3 separate regions of the Homo sapiens genome follow, and all the other regions are linked to region 2. A link is a contact called in ENCODE Hi-C data. All regions are on one chromosome and are shown on one strand. Each heading gives the region's core, a stretch centred on a gene start or an enhancer-like site at or near the end of the contact. The rest is flanking DNA. Distances are from core to core; before and after follow the strand shown. Region 1 overlaps LINC02363 (long intergenic non-protein coding RNA 2363). Region 2 overlaps SNX25 (sorting nexin 25). Region 3 overlaps ACSL1 (acyl-CoA synthetase long chain family member 1).

Evidence for each region. A loop is a pair of places that touch in the nucleus more often than their neighbours do. Pooled maps may share reads with other maps.
Region 1: a loop to region 2 is called in a pooled map, with 4 times the contacts of the local background. The contact joins two enhancer-like sites. A Hi-C loop is called at or near these places in 1 of 168 maps with a recorded cell type or tissue (lower leg skin), 1 of 37 single-sample maps with no recorded cell type and 3 of 50 pooled maps.
Region 3: a map with no recorded cell type shows a loop between it and region 2 (4-fold over the local background). The contact joins two enhancer-like sites. A Hi-C loop is called at or near these places in 3 of 37 single-sample maps with no recorded cell type and 4 of 50 pooled maps.

The regions. Positions count from the first base shown.
Region 1 is chr4:184,346,166-184,348,865 of GRCh38, reverse strand. All of the region lies in intron 2 of LINC02363 (long intergenic non-protein coding RNA 2363), which reads left to right. Among named protein-coding and RNA genes, the nearest start is that of LINC02363, 6.5 kb to the left of the region's middle. RefSeq lists enhancers at 969-1,318, 1,399-1,448, 1,196-1,490. Within about 2 kb of position 1,450, at least 29 of the 41 ENCODE cell types and tissues checked have a DNase peak (open chromatin) inside an H3K27ac peak, as active enhancers do.
Region 2 is chr4:185,344,090-185,346,789 of GRCh38, reverse strand. It overlaps SNX25 (sorting nexin 25), which reads right to left. Exons shown (of 19, transcript NM_001378034.2): 13 at 140-253. Among named protein-coding and RNA genes, the nearest start is that of LRP2BP, 50 kb to the left of the region's middle. Within about 2 kb of position 1,434, at least 3 of the 41 ENCODE cell types and tissues checked have a DNase peak (open chromatin) inside an H3K27ac peak, as active enhancers do.
Region 3 is chr4:184,816,732-184,819,431 of GRCh38, reverse strand. The region is part of intron 1 of ACSL1 (acyl-CoA synthetase long chain family member 1); the gene reads left to right. Among named protein-coding and RNA genes, the nearest start is that of ACSL1, 7.9 kb to the left of the region's middle. RefSeq lists enhancers at 919-1,008, 1,649-1,728. Within about 2 kb of position 1,336, at least 5 of the 41 ENCODE cell types and tissues checked have a DNase peak (open chromatin) inside an H3K27ac peak, as active enhancers do.

The sequences.
Region 1 (2,700 bases), core at 201-2,700, 1.0 Mb after region 2:
GTCCCATGTGCTCAAGGACGAAGCTTTAAAAGCAAGCTTGGAAGCTTATGCGATGCAGTACAGTGTCGGGGGTTGGCAGGGGAGAGAAAAGCAAAGGACTTACATTTGTTTTAGAAATTGCTGCCAAAAGATAAGCTTGTCTGTGCAACTATATGACTTCTGACACTGAGGCAGGGAGGATTGTGAAACCAGGATAGACAGAATTTCAGCCAGCAAATAAGTACACGTTCACTTTAGCCAGGGGGTGGGGTGGGGAGGCGGCTGGGAAGGGACTGAGTTTATGAAGAGGCCTAGAGTAATAGTTTCTGAAGCATTACTTATCTAGTGCTAGGCGGCAGAGTTCATTTTGTTTGTATGCGGTGATTACTTGCAGTCTACATGCAGAAAACCAGTTTATCTAATGAAGCGCAGGACTACAAATAGAGGTTTCTTAATAGAACCAGGCGACTGCCATGGGCCTCACCCTGACCGCTGGGTCACAGAGCCTTACCATCGGGGACTAGGCTTTGGGAGGCACTGAGGCAAGTTGGAGAATTAGAAAAGGAGTCAGCCATGAGTTATGTCCTGGCTATTACCGAGAGATAATCTAAAAAATGAAAATAAAGCTGCATATCAGGAGTTGGAAGCAATGTTTTACTGAAGGGCAGTCCGGAGACATGCATTTTGTTTCCAGGTGTTCAAATGCACTTCCTCTTGCTGAGGGGGCCCGAAAGCCTCCCGCTGGCTGCTCTGGGTCCCAGGTGCGTCCAGACGTTGCCAGACACACCTCTGTCAGGTGAGGCAGGCTCCAAGGGAGGAGGCCTTGGCTTTGTTAATTTTGCAGAAGAGCAGGGACTTTCATGACAATTTTTTTGATCTAATGACAAGCTATTTCCTCTACCATTAGTGTCCCGAAGGGCAAATTCTAAAGCCAAGGCCATTTGATAAAGCCTGGGGAATTTATTGCAAGGCAGATGGACACAGCAGCAGCACATAAGAGCACACGCGTGGGGCTCCAGCCCGGCCACGGGGAGACCTTTTCTCAGCAAAGGGCAGCACTGCTCGCTTTGCTGGGGCAGCCCTCCCAGGAAGATCCCAGAAGAGATGGTCTGAGGTGTGTGAACACTGTGAATGTCATGGACAAAGCTCAGCGTGGGACCCCATGGGACTTCAGGTTATTAAGATGTAAATGTTGGCCAAAAGCTTATGTGTGAATTTTATTTTTAAGTTGTGACTTCCTTCCTCTCTGCCTGGGCCAGTGCACAAGCAGGAGGAGGGAGAGTCGGTATTACTCTGCAAGAGCTGTTTCTCCAGGTTTCTGGGTGTGTTCTTGAGTGAATAGAAATCTGACACCACTGAGAATTCACTGACAAAGGCTTTCCGTCTGCAAGGCAGTGTGTCACGCACTGGCCCTGACCAATCCCATTTGGAGCTGAAGACTCCAGAACATGGCGGAAGGTCATTTCTGCAGCAGTGTTAGCTGTTCCACAGCTCAAAGAGGAACTAAAATTAAAGACAGGAAAGCAACATTGTGAAAATGCCTATGGCAGCCACTGAGAGTTACAAAACAGCCTCAACTATCTCCTAAGAAATGATCACTGGGGATGCATGTTTTCAAACTCTCATTGGATGCCCTGTATGCACCTGTTGTAAAGTCGAGAAATCACACCAGCACCAGCACTGCTTTCCTGATCACCTGTTGAAAATGTAATGGACACGAAATACCAAAAACGGGATTAAATTCCCCACCAAGAGGACATCCTTTTCGTGTCAGCGGCTTCCCAGTAGCAGTTTTTCACAAAATCGTGTTTAAAAACATTTTTCTATAGGCAATATTCACCTAGAATGGAAAACGTGGCTAGAATAGCTTATTTTATGATCTTAGATTTTCTCTGTGTTGGTGTGTCTCTCCTCCCATTTCTGAGTTCTGTTTGGCTTAAATGTGTAATGATCTGACCACTGAGCTTTGTCACAGAACTAGGGTAGGAGGACAAAATATTGAGTTAGGAGAAGTTTTCAACCAGCAATTTCCCAATAGTACATGATTTCCTTTTTTGTCTTCTTTTTCTTCTTCAGAGGAGAGCAGGGTACATTCTGGAGTGAGGACATGACTACAAGTTGTAGGCAGGAAATACTGTTTCATGACACCAAATTTTAAAAGAAAGAGACTTTAGAAAATGGTCATATTTTGGCCGGGCACAGTGGCTCATGCCTGTGATCCCAGCACTTTGGGAGGCCGAGGTGGGAGGATCACTTGAGGTCAGGAGTTTGAGACCAGAGACATGGTGAAACCTCGTCTCTATTAAAAATACAAAAAATTAGCCAGGCATGGTGGTGCACACCTGTAATCCCAGCTACTTGGAAGGCTGAGGCAGGAGAATCGTTTGAACCCGGGAGGCGGAGGTTGCAGTGAGTTGAGGTTGCAGTGAATTGAGATTGCGCCACTGCACTCCAGCCTGGGTGACACAGCAAGACTATGTCTCAAATAATAATAATAATAATAAAATAAAAAAGAAAATGGTCATATATTTATAGTCTACTTTTTATATTTTGTTAGATGTCACTAACTACTTAATGCTTTTTAGTTATTTAAAATGTTGCTCACAAATCCCAGTGTAAGCCCACGAAGTTGACCTCAGTGATTACACTTTTCCTAAAACCCTGGGGATTTTGTTTTAAAAGGTTAATGTGTTTTTTCAGTTAGTGGGAAGATAATTATGG
Region 2 (2,700 bases), core at 185-2,684:
AAAACACCCAAGATATTTTTTTAGCATCTAGCATGGCTTGTGAGAACAAAAAGCAAACTACCAAGCTCGTAGAATGATGACAGTTTAACCCTAAATAACTAATTTTTTCTCTCATATCCCACATTTTTCACTTGCTTACCTGTAAAAACTTATTTAATTGATTCTTCGACTTTTCCATAAACTTTTGATCTATAGATTTGAAAGGCAGCTTGCTAAGAGAAGGCAACTGGACTTTTTTTAAAGAAGGGACGCACTGTGGGGGGAAAAAATGAAATGTTAGTATTTTGAAATTACATTTTAATCTTAAAAAAGATTTAGAATAACAATTAGAACAAAACAAATATCCTCCTCCTGTACTTGTTCCTCTGAGGTGAAAACCTACCCATCTTAATGAGGCTCGAAGAATTGGGAGGAACGGAAACTTTGATGGAAAAAACTAAAGCACATCCCCAAACCTACAGATCCCCGGGAGCTGGGAAGTCACAAGGCCAGGCTGGTACGAGGGATCTGCACACCACGCAGGGTGGCACATGATGTGACAAATGGAAACCTGGCTCACAGAAAGTTTTTCAACTAGAAGGTGTTGTGTTTTTAACATCTCTGTAAAAAGCTAAAGTTAACAATAGAAAATGGCCGGGCGTGGTGGCTCACGCCTGTAATCCCAACACTTTGGGAGGCCAAGGAAGCTGGATCACATGAGGTCAGGAGTTCAAGACCAGCCTGATCAACATGGTGAAACCCTGCCTCTACTAAAAATACAAAAAATTAGCCTGGCGTGATGGCACATGCTTGTAATCCCAGCTACTGGGGAGGCTGAGGCAGGAGAATCGTTTGAACCCAGGAGGTGGAGGCTGCAGTGAGCTGATGTTGCACCACTGCACTTGGGCCTGGGAGACAGAGTGAGACCCAGTCAAAAAAAAATAAAAAGAAAAGAAAACAATGGGAACAAAGAAAACTTGGGTTGTAGCTCTATTACTGCATTTCTTTCCTTTTTTTTTTTGAAACAGGGTCTCAGTCTGCCACCCAGGCTGAGTGCAGTGGCGTGATCATGGCTCATGGCAGCCTTGATCTCCCAGGCTCAAGCGATTCTCCCACTTCAGCCTCCCAAGTAGCTGGGACTACAAGCATGCACCACCATGCCTGGCTAATTTTTAAATTTTTTGTAGAGGCGAAGTCTATGTTGTCCAGGCCAGTCTCAAACTCCTGGATACAAGCGATCCTCCTGCCTCAGCCTCCCAAAGTGCTGGAATTACAGGCATGAGTCACCACTCCTGGCCTTATTACTGCCTCTCAGTGGCAAACTGTAGATTGTAAGTATATTAACAAAATATATTCATAGTACGAAGAGCGCACCCTTTGTGGATTAAGTCCTCCCTTCTACCAGACACTGTGCTAGAAGCATAGCATGTGTTATTTCATGCTTACAACAGCTCTGTGAAATTTCAGAGAAATGAAACAGGCAGTGAGAGTTGGAAGGGAAGACTAAAATCACTAAGTACCCAAAAAGGTACTTCCTGTCACAGCTGTCGACAGGAAGGGTTCTCACAACAGGAAAACTCACACCGTAGGAAAGGGCAGGGGTAAGAGAATAGCCCAGCCATCAGTCCACAGACGAGGAAAGATGACAAAGAGGACGGGCATGGACTTTCATGTTTGTTTCTTTTAATGCTTCCATCTAATTGTTTTGATTGTCTAAGTAAATTCTACCTTCCAAAGACATTTCATTTCAAAATTTTCCCTCAACTCTTTTTCCTCCTGTTTTGATACAAACTTTGGTTTCACAATAGTTTTTCCACAGAGAAAACAACACATTTTTCTGTAGTATCAATTTTACTCAACAACTCTGGGGAAAATTCATTGTTATACTGAGACAAATTTTTGCTTTCCACAGTGCTAAGGTGACCAAAGGCCATCTGAGAAATGTAGCATGCATGACATTCAGTTTGGGTCACTATCCTTAAAAAGCAGTTGAAGAAATTATAGTATGTAGTGATGAAAACAGGTTAAAAAATCACTCTGGAGACAAGGTTAAAGAAAAGAGACACATTTCATTCATAGAAGAGGAGTCTGAGAGGTGCCCATGAGGTTTTGTAAAGGAGCAGCGTGGCTTCAAACCGTGTTTTCAAACTTTGTTTTCCTTCCTCCTTCCTCCTTAATCTCAAGATGTAACTTTGAGACAGGCTGCGTATGTGTTTCCTTTCATTCTGAAATACAGCCTGGGCATCTGCTGTGAACCTCCACTCCCTTTCTTTCCCCATCCCGTGCTCCCATGCTTTATGCACACTGATTTACCCACATGCTTGTTAAGCGCACACCACGCTCCTTATCTGGTCATCTATTTCCTTAGAAGCTTCAAGGGCCAGATCCTGATACGGACCAGACACCTCTGGCCACAGTGGCGCCGGATGCTTCACCAGATGGAACAATAATTCAAGACGAGCCATCAGGGCAGATCACACCATCTGACACTCCCTAGACCTGCTGCCTCTTCTGCATTCCAAACCCTCTCTTTAAAATCCCCTGGGTTCCCTCCACAGTTGAAGGCTGGAAATTTTTATTTTTATTTTTTGGAATGGAATCCTGCTCTGTTGCCAAGGCTGGAGTGGAGTGATATGATCCTGACTCACTGCAACCTCCGCCTCCCAGGTTCAAGTGATTCTTTTGCCTCAGCCTCTTGAGAAACTGAGACTACAAGCGTGC
Region 3 (2,700 bases), core at 87-2,586, 530 kb after region 2:
GTAGCTCACGCCTGTAATCTCAGCACTTTGGGAGGCCAAGGCAGGTGGATCATCTGAGGTCAGGAGTTCGAGACCAGCCTGGACAACATGGTGAAACCCTGTCTCTGCTAAAAATACAAAAATTAGCCAGGTGTGGTGGCAGGCGCCTGTAATCCCAGCTACTCAGGAGGCTGAGGCAGGAGAATCCCTTGAGCCTGGGAGGCAGAGGTTGCAGTGAGCCAAGATCGTGCCATTGCACTCCAGCCTGGGGTATAGAGTGAGGCTCTGTCTCCAAAAAAAAAAAAAAAAAAAGTACATCTAAATGGTACGATGCCCATGTTGGCCTATTTGGAATGCCATTCCTTGTCCCACAGAGCCCTGCTCCTCAGAGGCACTTTTCCTGGAGTGACTCTCCCCTTCCTCACCTACACTCACTGTCATTCAGCTGTAGATGCACCAGCGATCATGCTAGTGGTTAAAATATCGAAATACTCCCATCCTGGCTAGAGAATAGCTGCTACCCAAGTGCCCCCGCCCTTCATATGGAAACTAAAGGGTTAATACATGGGGCAGTAGAGGAACTTTGGAGCCCTGTTTTGGTGCACTGGCCTGTGTCTTTTCTGGCTGGTTGGTGTCTGGCCGTACTGGCTATTAAATATTTTGATGAGCATCCCAGCCTCTGTCCCACGTGCATCTTTTCATGAGTGCATATCTGGCTTCCACAGATTGGCACCCCAGCCACACTCTAAGCTCTGGGCACATGGGAGACCTAGTCATTGTCATCTCTGTGTTTTCAGCAGCGTTTAATACAGGGCCTTACCGCTAGTAAGCATGTAAGATTATCTAATGATGGATTGAGGGTAGGGCAGGTTCCGATGGTCAGATGTCCCATAGAAGGTGGTCCCTAACAAGAATATACATTGTAATGTTCCAGGTTTGTCTATTCTGATACTGTGCAAAACGTAGATCTTATAGCCAAGATCAAGGCATCGAAAGTCTGTGGACCTAAGCCTGTGCTTTCACTGAGTGAAGTTTGTGTTTCGGAGTACATCTGAGGTGTTTCTTTCCGTGTAGTTTCACTTGTGTTGGAGAAGCAGGTGGCTGTGGTCTTTGCAGGGTGTGAGAGGGGAGGAGATTAGTGTTGAGCTCCAGCTAATGTTACATAACTCTACTGTAGTCTTCCTTTACCTGGTATTCTTGTGTTCAAATTGCCCCTTGTTTCTGTGCCACTAGTGAAATGGTCAAATGGCTCATTGTTCCTTCTGTAGGACAGTTACCTACATTGCGCCTCAGGCAAGCTTCTGAGGCATCCCAGGATGGGGAGCTGGCGGGGGACCTTATCTGTCAAGCAGCCCAGCCAGGCACCTCACAGTGGACGGAACTGAGTTCTTGAGGGGGTGGCTGAGCAGCCCAGACTCCCAGGTTAGACTCTGAAGACAGCCAGTCTGTGCTTTTCTCTCCTGATGTGAGTCAGAGGCAAACTCTGCCGATGCCAAGACCTCCCTAGAGTTCAGGCAGGGTGAAGATCCTTGTCCTTGGGGTCAGGGCTGAAGCTTCAGGGTGTCCAGGACAGACCTTCAGAGGAGGCCAGCCCTGGAGCCTGGCGTGGGTCTCGGCCTCAAGCCTCTCTGTCCTGCAGAGAGGCCGGCTCAGTCTCTTCACCCTCTCAGGCAGGCCAGGCGACGGTCACCAGTAGCGTCCTGCTCTCTCTGGCATGCTTCCCTTCATCACTGGGTGATGCTGAGTGTCTTTTCCTCCCTCTTTGATGTGACAGTCCCTTTTTGCAGGCTTTTGCAGGCACTGTCCCTCTGCCTCCCAGGTGTGGCACGCATTTCAGGGTGCCTCCATTAGCAGTTTCATGCATTGTTGCCCATGGTGGGGAACAGATGGAGACACAAGGCAGGCAAGCCACCAAAGAGGCTGCAGGGCTGCTCAGGAGATGGAAGGACTGTCTCCAGAGTGGGGTGTATGCCCCATAGTGGCTGCCTAGACCATCCATTAGATTGTAGAATAGAATAGAAACATTAGAACTTCTATGGATAGTTATTTTTTGGCCATCTTTTAAATTCATATTTGTGTGTTTTCTAATGGTCAGAAAATACTTGTATATGGTTTATAGATAAAAGCATTTAATGTGAGGGGTGCATTTATTTATTGGGGTACATCATCAGAAGTCTAGAGAACCAGAAAGTTAACTCCTTCTCTAGCACCAGTATCATGAGAGACCTCTGAATGCCATTTTTTAAAAAGGAAAGAATTTGTCAATTAAAGGGGAATAGAAACTGCTCTCTGGCTAGGTTGTGATTCATGTCAAATAGGCCTGTGACTTAAGGAGAGTCAGGTTAACTCCAGAGTATGTTTTGTCTCTGGTCCCAAAACTTAGCAGTGTGGAAGCCTCATTGGGATCAGGGTTTTATTTTTTTCTCTTTTGTTTACTATCATATCCCCTGAGGCTGGAGCTGACTTGCATATCCTCAATATTTGCAAATTGAATATATGGGCGTTTTTCTTGCATGATAATTAAGTATTATGCTGAGTTGGATGCTTCAAGTCAATATTCAGGTTGCCTCCTTTTGTTTAAACCTTTGGGCAGTTGGCAAGATGCAGCCTACATGCCAGTCAGTTTTACTGTCCTGCACATGATACCCCCACGCGGTAGAACCATAGAGCCGTGGAGGCCTCAGAAATGTCACCTGAGAGACAGGGTGTTGGGATGTAACT